Linked DNA regions of Homo sapiens: region 1 is linked to region 2. A link is an interaction called in ENCODE POLR2A ChIA-PET data of the cell type or tissue named here. Cell type or tissue: MCF 10A. All regions are shown on one strand. Links, peaks and the distances in the headings refer to the core of each region. The heading gives the core; the rest is flanking DNA. Region 1 overlaps RUBCNL (rubicon like autophagy enhancer). Region 2 has its middle 3.4 kb from the start of LINC01198.

Evidence for each region. Peaks named below come from ENCODE experiments on the same cell type or tissue, not always from the same donor. Only the 100,000 strongest peaks of a DNase experiment are listed, where the experiment ranks them.
Region 1: POLR2A ChIA-PET joins it to region 2 with 5 read pairs; 4 of 35 experiments call an interaction of 5 or more read pairs at or near these places.

Annotation. Positions count from the first base shown.
Region 1 is chr13:46,347,323-46,351,720 of GRCh38, forward strand. RUBCNL (rubicon like autophagy enhancer) reads right to left here. Exons shown (of 15, transcript NM_025113.5): 11 at 2,791-3,029; 12 at 1,964-2,025. Among named protein-coding and RNA genes, the nearest start is that of RUBCNL, 38 kb to the right of the region's middle. In MCF 10A, for the core only: no CTCF peak of the experiment used is centred there; no DNase peak of the experiment used is centred there.
Region 2 is chr13:46,468,008-46,472,405 of GRCh38, forward strand. No RefSeq gene overlaps it. Among named protein-coding and RNA genes, the nearest start is that of LINC01198, 3.4 kb to the left of the region's middle. In MCF 10A, for the core only: no CTCF peak of the experiment used is centred there; a DNase peak (open chromatin) is centred at 1,894.

The DNA of each region.
Region 1 (4,398 bases), core at 98-4,097, 120 kb before region 2:
CTTGAACCTGGGAGGCAGAGGCTGCAGTGAGCCAAGACTGTACCACTGCACGCCAAACTGGGTGACAGAGCTAGACTCTGTCTTAAAACAAAACCAAAAACAACAAAAAAAACTATACTTTAAATCTCTACCTATATCCATCGGTATGTCCTTAGGATAAACTTCCAAAAGTACAATTTTTGAAGACCATGGTTCCACTTGGTTAGACATGCCTCCCTATAAGGGGTTTTAAAAGGCCCCTGGTATACTCATGGTCATATCCACTTTATTCACAATAGCCAAGGAGGGGAAGCAACCCTAGTGTCCATGGATGAATAGATGGATTAAAAAAATGTAGTATATACATACAATGAAATATTATTCAAACTTAAGAAGGAAGGAAATTCTGGCTGGGCGCGGTGGCTCATGCCTGTAATCCCAGCACTTTGGGAGGCCGAGGCGGGCAGATCACGAGGTCAGGAGATCGAGACCATCCTGGCTAACATGATGAAACCCTGTCTCTACTAAAAACACACAAAAAATTAGCCGGATGTGGTTGCGGGCGCCTGTAGTCCCAGCTACTTGGGAGGCTGAGGCAGGAGACTGGCGTGAACCCGGGAGGCGGAGCTTGCAGTGAGCCGAGATCGCGCCACTGCACTCCAGCCTGGGCGACAGAAGGAGACTCCGTCTCAAAAAAAAAGAAGGAAGGAAATTCTGACACATGCTACAACATGAATGAACCTTGAGGACTTTATGCTAAGTCAAACAAGCCAGTCACAAAAAGACAAATACTGTAAGATTCCTCTTATATAAGGCATGTGTGTGGGCAAAATCATGGAGACAGAAAGTAGAATAGTGGCTGCCAGGAGTTAGGCTAAGAGGAAGAGGGAATGGGGAGTTGTTAAATGATACAGAGTTTTAGTTTTGCAAGATGAAAAGAGTTTGGGGGCTGCATGGTGGTGATGATTGCATAACGATGTTAATACTTTAATGCCACTGAAGTGTATTCTAAAAATGGTTAAGATGGTAAATTTTATATGTATTTACCACAATTTAATGATAACAATAATAATAATAAAAAGGTCACTGGCTAGAGTTGTTCATCCTCCAACTAAACCATTCTTCTTAATGAGTTAAATTCTCCATTATACGGTTAGGCTGTGTCCCCACCCAAATCTCATCTTGAACTGTAGCTCCCATAATTCCCACATGTCATGGAAGGAGCCTGGTGGGAGGTAATTGAATCATGAGGCACGTCTTTCCTGTGTTGTTCTCATGGTAGTGAATAAGTCTCACGAGATTTGATTTTTTTTTTTTTTTTGAGACGGAATCTCGTTCTGTCTCTAGGCTGGAGTTCAGTGGTGCGATCTTGATTCACTGCAACCTCTGCCTCCCAGGTTCAAGCGATTCTCCTGCCTCAGCCTCCCAAGTAGCTGGGACTACAGGCATGCAGCACCACGCCTAGCTAATTTTTGTAATTTTAGTAGAGACAGAGTTTCACCATGTTGGCCAGGATGGTCTCGATCTCTTGACCTCGTGATCCACCCACCTCGGCCTCCCAAAGTACTGGGATTACAGGTGTGAGCCACCGTGCCTGGCTGATCTGATGGCTTTATAAAGGAGAGTTCCCCTGCAAATGCTCTCTCTTTGCCTGCCACCATGTAAGACGTGCTTTTGCTCCTTGTTCACTTTCTACCATGATTGTGAGGCCTCCCCAGCTATGCAAAACTGTGAGTCAATTAAACCTCTTTCCTTTATAAATTACCCAATCTCTGGTATGACTTTATTAGCTACTTGAGAACAGACTAATGCATCCCACTATTGGCTTAGTAATTCAAAGAGATGGCATGATTTCCCAAGGAAAGCCATGAGGTCATCACTGTGCTAAGAAGCCCTGTGTAATGGGGGAGCCAGATGCAGGAGGCACTAATAGGATTAGCAGATGTATGGAGGGAAGGCAGCCTGTCCCAGCTGAGAATAGTACCTGTTAGCAAACCTACAGGTCTTCAACAGCTTCTTGATATGGAAGAGCTGCTCCTGAATTTCCTAATGGGAGAAACCAAACACGGGGAAAAGTTAAATGTAATAAATGACACGGGAAAAGTGCAAGTCAAATTTAAATGTTATTTCTAAGCTTGAAATGCTGCACTTGTATAAAACAAACCTTGAAAGCAAACCGCCTATACAGCAAGCCTTCACAACTGAGTCTGCTGATCCACAAAGTGTGCCCTGGATGGATCCAGGTTTTGTAGAACCTAAAACTTACAGAACTTTGGGGCCTTCTTCAAGAAAAACATAATACTAAGTATAAGATTCAGTGTGGGGCCTTGGAAAGAGCCTGTGCAGGAGAGGGGCTCCAAAGTGTAAGCTTCACTAATTTTTTTTTTTTTTTTGAGACAGGGTCTTGCTCTGTCACCCAGGCTGGAGTGCAGTAGTGCAATCTCGGCTTGCTGCAACCTCCACCTCCCGGGTTCAAGCGATTCTCCTGCCTCAGCCTCTCGAGTAGCTGGGATTACAGGCGTGTGCTACTATACCTGACTAATTTTTTTTTTTTTAATTTCTAGTAGAGATGGGATTTCACCATGTTGGCCAGGCTAGTCTCGAACTCCTGACCTCAGGCAATCCGCCCACCTTGGCCTCTCAAAGTGCTGGGATTACAGGTGTGAGCCCCTGCGCCCAGCCGCTTCACTCGCTTTATGATCCATTTGCCTCTTAGAGGATGTATCTGTGGGTTCCCCAAGCTAGTGTGATGTGCATTTCCTGCCACAGGACACTTCCAATGAGAGGGATGGGGTTGGGGCTGCGGCTCACCTTCACTCTGTCCAGCTCCTTGGCTTTCGCATACAGGCTTTGGCCGATGCTCAGCAAATTGAAAATGGGCTGGTGCCATATGCTGTCGAGCAGCTGTTTGGAGAAATTGCTGACGTAGTACTTCTTGAAGTCCCACATCATCAGGATTCGGGCAGGGATGCACGACTCTGCATATGAGTGGCAGCAGTCACAGAAATACTTCCCTAGGTATTCGCAGTACCGGAGCCGCTTCACAAACTCTGCCAAGCATACCGGAGGGTGAGTGCCACACCTGGTGCTGAAAACCTATCCTGGTATACCCCGACTTCCAATTCCTACGCAAGATTCAAAGACTCTGATGACTTGTTTCATGATGATAAAGCCATACTCAACCTCATGACAGCTGGGAAGGCTCCAGCAGAGACTTGGGGAATTAAATCATGGCCATTCATGAGCTCTGCTCTTGTGGAACAGACGTCAGAAAAACAAAACCTTCCCAAAATACTCCTGGATTTGGAAGATGGAAATTGCAAACTGCAGTGTAGCAAAAGGAACATTCATTTTAGGATCTGGAAATCTGGGTGGGAGTCCAGACTCCTCTCACTAGCAGGAAGACTGAAGGCAGGTTAGGCTAACTATTCTGAGACCACAAAATGCAACTCAGAACTGGATCGAGTGTTATTACACATAGGAAAAGTGCTTTATAAATTGTGAAGCAGTATATATACAATGTTAGGAAGCAGCATCATAAAGACCTTGATAAATCAATGAGAAAAAAATACAAAAATGCACAAAGGATGGGAATAGGTAATTCACGGAAAGAAGAAATGCAGATAACTAACAGAGAAAAACAATCTCAGAAACAAAAAAATGCATATTTTAAAAGTGAGGCTGAGCACAGTGGCTTGTACCAGTAATCCTAGCACTTTGGGAGGCCAAGATGGGAGGACTGCTTGAGCCCAGGAGTTCAAGACCAGCGTGGGCAACATAGTGGGACCCCATCTCCACAGAAAAAAAAAAAAAATTAGCCAGGCAATGTGGTGTGTGCCTGTGGTCCTAGCTACTTGGGAGGCTAAGGCAGGAGGATTGCTTGAAGGTGGAGGCTACAGTGAGCCATCATCATGTCACTGCATTCCATCCAGCCTGGGCAACAGAGCGAGACCCTGTCACAAATTGATGACAAATAATAAAATTAAATTGAAATGAAATGAAAGAAAAGAAAAGTGAGATACTCTGTTTTGACTCAGCCTGTCATAAATTTAGAAGACCCAGAACTGGTGCAGTATCTAGAGGAGGGCACTTACGTCTAGCACTGATAGAACTAATTTGTAGGAAGACATTTTTGTGATAGACTTCAATTCTCACATGTGTAACAGTAATCCTGCTTCTGTTACTCCATCAGACAGAAGTGCTAACAGGCACACATAGTGATATAAAAAGGTGTTCATTACAGCACATTTATAATGGGGGTGGCAGCCAAAATGTCCATCAAAAGGCAATTGGTTAAATAAGTATGGTGCACTCAACATGAAATGCTGTACAGCCCATAAAGTACACGGAAGAGCATAGGAAGTGGACATCCAGTTACAAATAGGTATAATGTGATCTCAATTTTATTTAAGAACATAT
Region 2 (4,398 bases), core at 174-4,173:
AGCCCTGGGGCTACCCGATCTGACAAAGCCTTTTCCATTGTATGCGTTAGAGAGAGAAAAGATGGCAGCTGGACTTTTAACCCAAACTGTGGGGCCCTGGCTGAGGCCGGTGGCCTACGTCTCTGAACAACTAGACAGGGTTTCTGAAGGATGGCTCCCCTGTTTGAGGCCTTGGCAGCAACTGCCCTGCTAGTACAAGAAGCAAATAAGCTGACTCTTGGGCAAAACCTGAACATAAAGGCCCCCCATTTTGTGGTGGCTGAGAGCCATCCCCTTTTCCCCCCCTGGATCTTGGGACCCCCATTGCCGGGGAGGCACCACCCGTGAGAGTGCTGGGATTACAGACGTAAGCCACCGCGCCTGGCCAATAAATGTTAGCTTTTTAATAATGTATCTCTGGTAGTTGCCTGCTTCACTAGCCCTACACACACACACACACACGTGCACCTGTGCAATTTTCCCTGGTCAGCATTGATGACAGTGAATAAGAAGAATAGATATACATTGTTTCATGAACCTTTGCAGTGTTTGAGGTTTTATAAAGGCACAGGTCCAGTTATACAGACTTGTGCCATCAAACTTGTGCAGCTTTAAATGAGTATTTTTTTTTTTGGCTGGGAGTGGTGGCTCATGCCTGTAATCCCAGAACTTTGGGAAGCTAAGGCAGGAAGATTGCTTGAGCCCAGGAGTTTGAGACCAGCCTGAGCAATGCAGTGAGATCCCATCCCTAAAAAATAATAATTTTTAAAATAAGAACAATTAATTTAAAAAAATAAAATGAGTGTTTTTAAAATTGTATTTTTAAATTGACAATAATTGTACACATTCATGGGGTACATAGTGGTGTTTCCATATACATAATGTATAGGGATTAGATCACATTAATTAGCATATTTATCATCTCAAGAGTATTCTTTTTAATGTGTCCTTTCCTCAAAGAGGAAATCAATATTCTGCTTGCTGGGGAGGGGGAAAGAGGCAGTTGCTATTTATTCTGTGCCCACTGATTTTTTCCCTAATCTAAATGAAAATAATAAACCACATAATCTGTTTGAACCACAAAGATTCTTCCTTATAATATTGTTCCCTTCTCCCTCTGTCATTGCCATAAAAAGCTTGTTCCTTGCCATCTGAATTCTCATAAAGCCCAGCTGGCCTTTGTCCTAACGCAGCAGATCTCAGCTTATTTCCCTTTCAGTGAATCAGATAACATCATCCTTTTTTACTGACTTTCGTACTTAGATTTATGAGTGACTTGGCAATGTGGTAATGTCTACCAATGAATGTCTTTTTTTTTTTTTTTTTAACCAAGAGGCATTTGTAAAAGCAGCTAAATATAGTAATTGCTGGATTCATTTTTCCCTGCTTCCACATACTTTTAGCCAAGGAACTGTGCACTGTCAAGGGCATTGAGCAATAGACAGTATAATGATATGCCTATATGACCTATTTATTTAGAATATTTAGAATCTCTAAACTTCAGTTTGTTCATTTGTAAAGTCTGCATAAGAGTATCCACTTCAATAGTATAATTATAAAAATTAAAATAGCTAGTATGAATATTTAGTATGGAGCTAATTTTGCTTTAAACTACTGATTATCTTTCAAAGATATCTAAATAATAAGAAAGAAAGTCTTCCTATTCACCTATATGGAACCATGGATTGCTGGACCGGCATGGTGGCTCACACCAGTAATCTTAGCACTTTGGGAGGCTGAGGCAGGAGGATCACTTGAGCCCAGGAGTTCGAGACCAGGCTAGGCAACATAGAGAGACACCATCTCAAAAAAAAGAAAAGAAAAGGAAAAATAAAACCATGTATTTACCCATGGAGTCACCATTTCCAGTGCTGTCATTCATAGGTGAGGATGATGCAATTGACCCATTAAAAGACAAGGGCTTGGGGCCGGGCGCGGTGGGTGACTCACGCTTGTAATCCCAGCATTCTGGGAGGCCGAGGCAGCCGGATCACGAGGTCAGGAGATCGAGACCATCCTGACTAACACAGTGAAACCCCATCTCTACTAAAACAATATAAAAAATTAGCTGGGCGTAGTGGCGGGCACCTGTAGTCCCAGCTACTCGGGAGGCTAAGGCAGGAGAATGGCGTGAACCTGGGAGGCAGAGCTTGCAGTAAGCCGAGATCGCGCCACTGCCCTCCAGGCTAAAAACAAAACAAAAAAAAGACAAGGGCTTGGGCCGGGCCTGTAATCCCAGCACTTTGGGAGGCCGAGGCAGGCAGATCACAAGGTCAGGAGATCGAGACCATCCTGCTTAACGTGGTGAAACCCCGTCTCTACTAAAATTACAAAAAATTAGCTGGGCGTGGTGGCGGGTGCCTGTAATCCCAGCTACTCATGAGGCTGAGGCAGGAGAATCACTTGAACCCGGGAAGCAGAGGTTGCAGTGAGCAGAGATCGTGCCACTGCACTCCAGCCTGGGTGACAGAGTGAGACTCCGTTTCAAAAAAAAAAAAAAAGAAAAGAAAAGACAAGGTCTTCAGGCCGGGTGTGGTGGCTCATGCCTGTAATCTCAGCACTTTGGGAAGCTGAGGTGGGTAGATCACCTGAGGCCCAGAGTTCGAGACCAGGCTGGCCAACATGGTGAAACCCTGTCTCTACTAAAAATACAAAAATTAGCCAGGTGTGGTGGCGGCACCTGTGATCCCAACTACTTGGGAAGCTGAGGCAGGAGAATTGCTTGAACCTTGGAGTTGGAGACTGCAGTGAGCCGAGATCACACCACTGCACTCCATCCAGCCTGGGCAACAAAGTGAGACTCTGTCTCAAAAAAAAAAAAAAAAAAAAAAGACAACGACTTCAAGCTGCTTCACCAGCAGTTATCTGTGTCTTTTGTTTTAGGGACAGCTCTGCAGATTTGGGGTAGCATGTGGCCAGGGAACCAAAGTAAATAGTTTGCAAAATGATCAAATTTGTCTTCCTGACATTATCAACGTCTAATTTAATGTTCATCTTTTGGTAATGTTCCAGAAAATAGATTAGACACTTTGGGAGTGATAGCAATTCTTAAACAACATTTTTTTTTCTATACTAAATATAATATGTGCATTGTACAATAGTTGGGATGGAAAAATATTCTAAATGTCTAAATCATATATAATCCTAAAACTTATAACCATTATTAATATTTTGGTATATTTTCTTTTAGTCTTTTTTGCATATATGGATGCACAGTATATATGTTACACATACGCATATTAAAAAAATCATCTTATCAAATATCTAGCTTTTAGAAACAACATTATAGCATCAGCAGCTTTATAATCACTAAATGTCTTTCAAAAAACCTGATTTTGAATGACTGTGTAATAGTCCATAATATGGCTGATCCACAATTTATTTAACCAACACTCACTGCTTAATAAAATTACCATTCCACCACATATGCCAGGGGTACGATTCACTTTTTATACAAAAGAGTGGGCCAAGTTCTATTTATATAGTTGGAAACCAAGGGATACATTAATGGTTTAGATACTAGAAGTGTCAGATGTATAAAGAATGACAGCAAATAACTTTAGTCTCCATTTCTATCGTGACCTTTAAAATTTGGCTTTGTGAAAGGAAAATAAATCTTGGAACCCCAACATCACTAAGCCAAAGGAAAAAGCCAAGCTGGGAACTGTGTCATGCAAACCTGCCTCCCATTTTATTCCTAAATAAGACAGCTACAAAGATTTATTTATTTATTTATTTATTTATTTATTTATTTATTTATTTTAAGATGGAGTCTCGTTCTGTCACCCAGGCTGGAGTGCAGTGGCATAATCTCAGCTCACTGCAACCTCTGCATCCCAGGTTCAAGCGATTCTCCTGCCTCAGCCTCCCGAGTAGCTGGGACTACAGGCGCCTGCCACCATGTCTGGCTAATTTTTTGTATTTTTAGTAGAGACAGGGTTTCACCTTGTTGGCCAGGCTGGTCTTGAACTCCTGATCTCAAGTGATCTGCTCACCTTGGCCTCCCAGTGTGCTAGGATTACAGATGTGAGCCATCCCACCCGGCCCAAAGATTTTTTTTTTGTTTTTTTTTGAGATGGAGTTTCACTCTTGTTGCCCACGCTGGAGTCCAATGGCACAATATCCACTCACGGCAACCTACGCCTCCTGGGTTCAAGCAATTCTCCTGCCTCAGCCTCCTGAGTAGCTGGGATGACAGGCACGCACCACCACGCCTGGCTAATTTTTGGGTTTTTAGTAGAGACAGGGCTTTGCCATGTTGGCCAGGCTGGTCTCGAACTCCTGGCCTCATGTGATCCACCCACCTCAGCCTCCCAAAGTGCTGGGATTATAGGCATGAGCCACCACACCAGGCCAAGATTTTTTAAAAGGCTACATACCTCCCTCACAATTTGTTCATCAGGAAATTCCTTGTGGGCC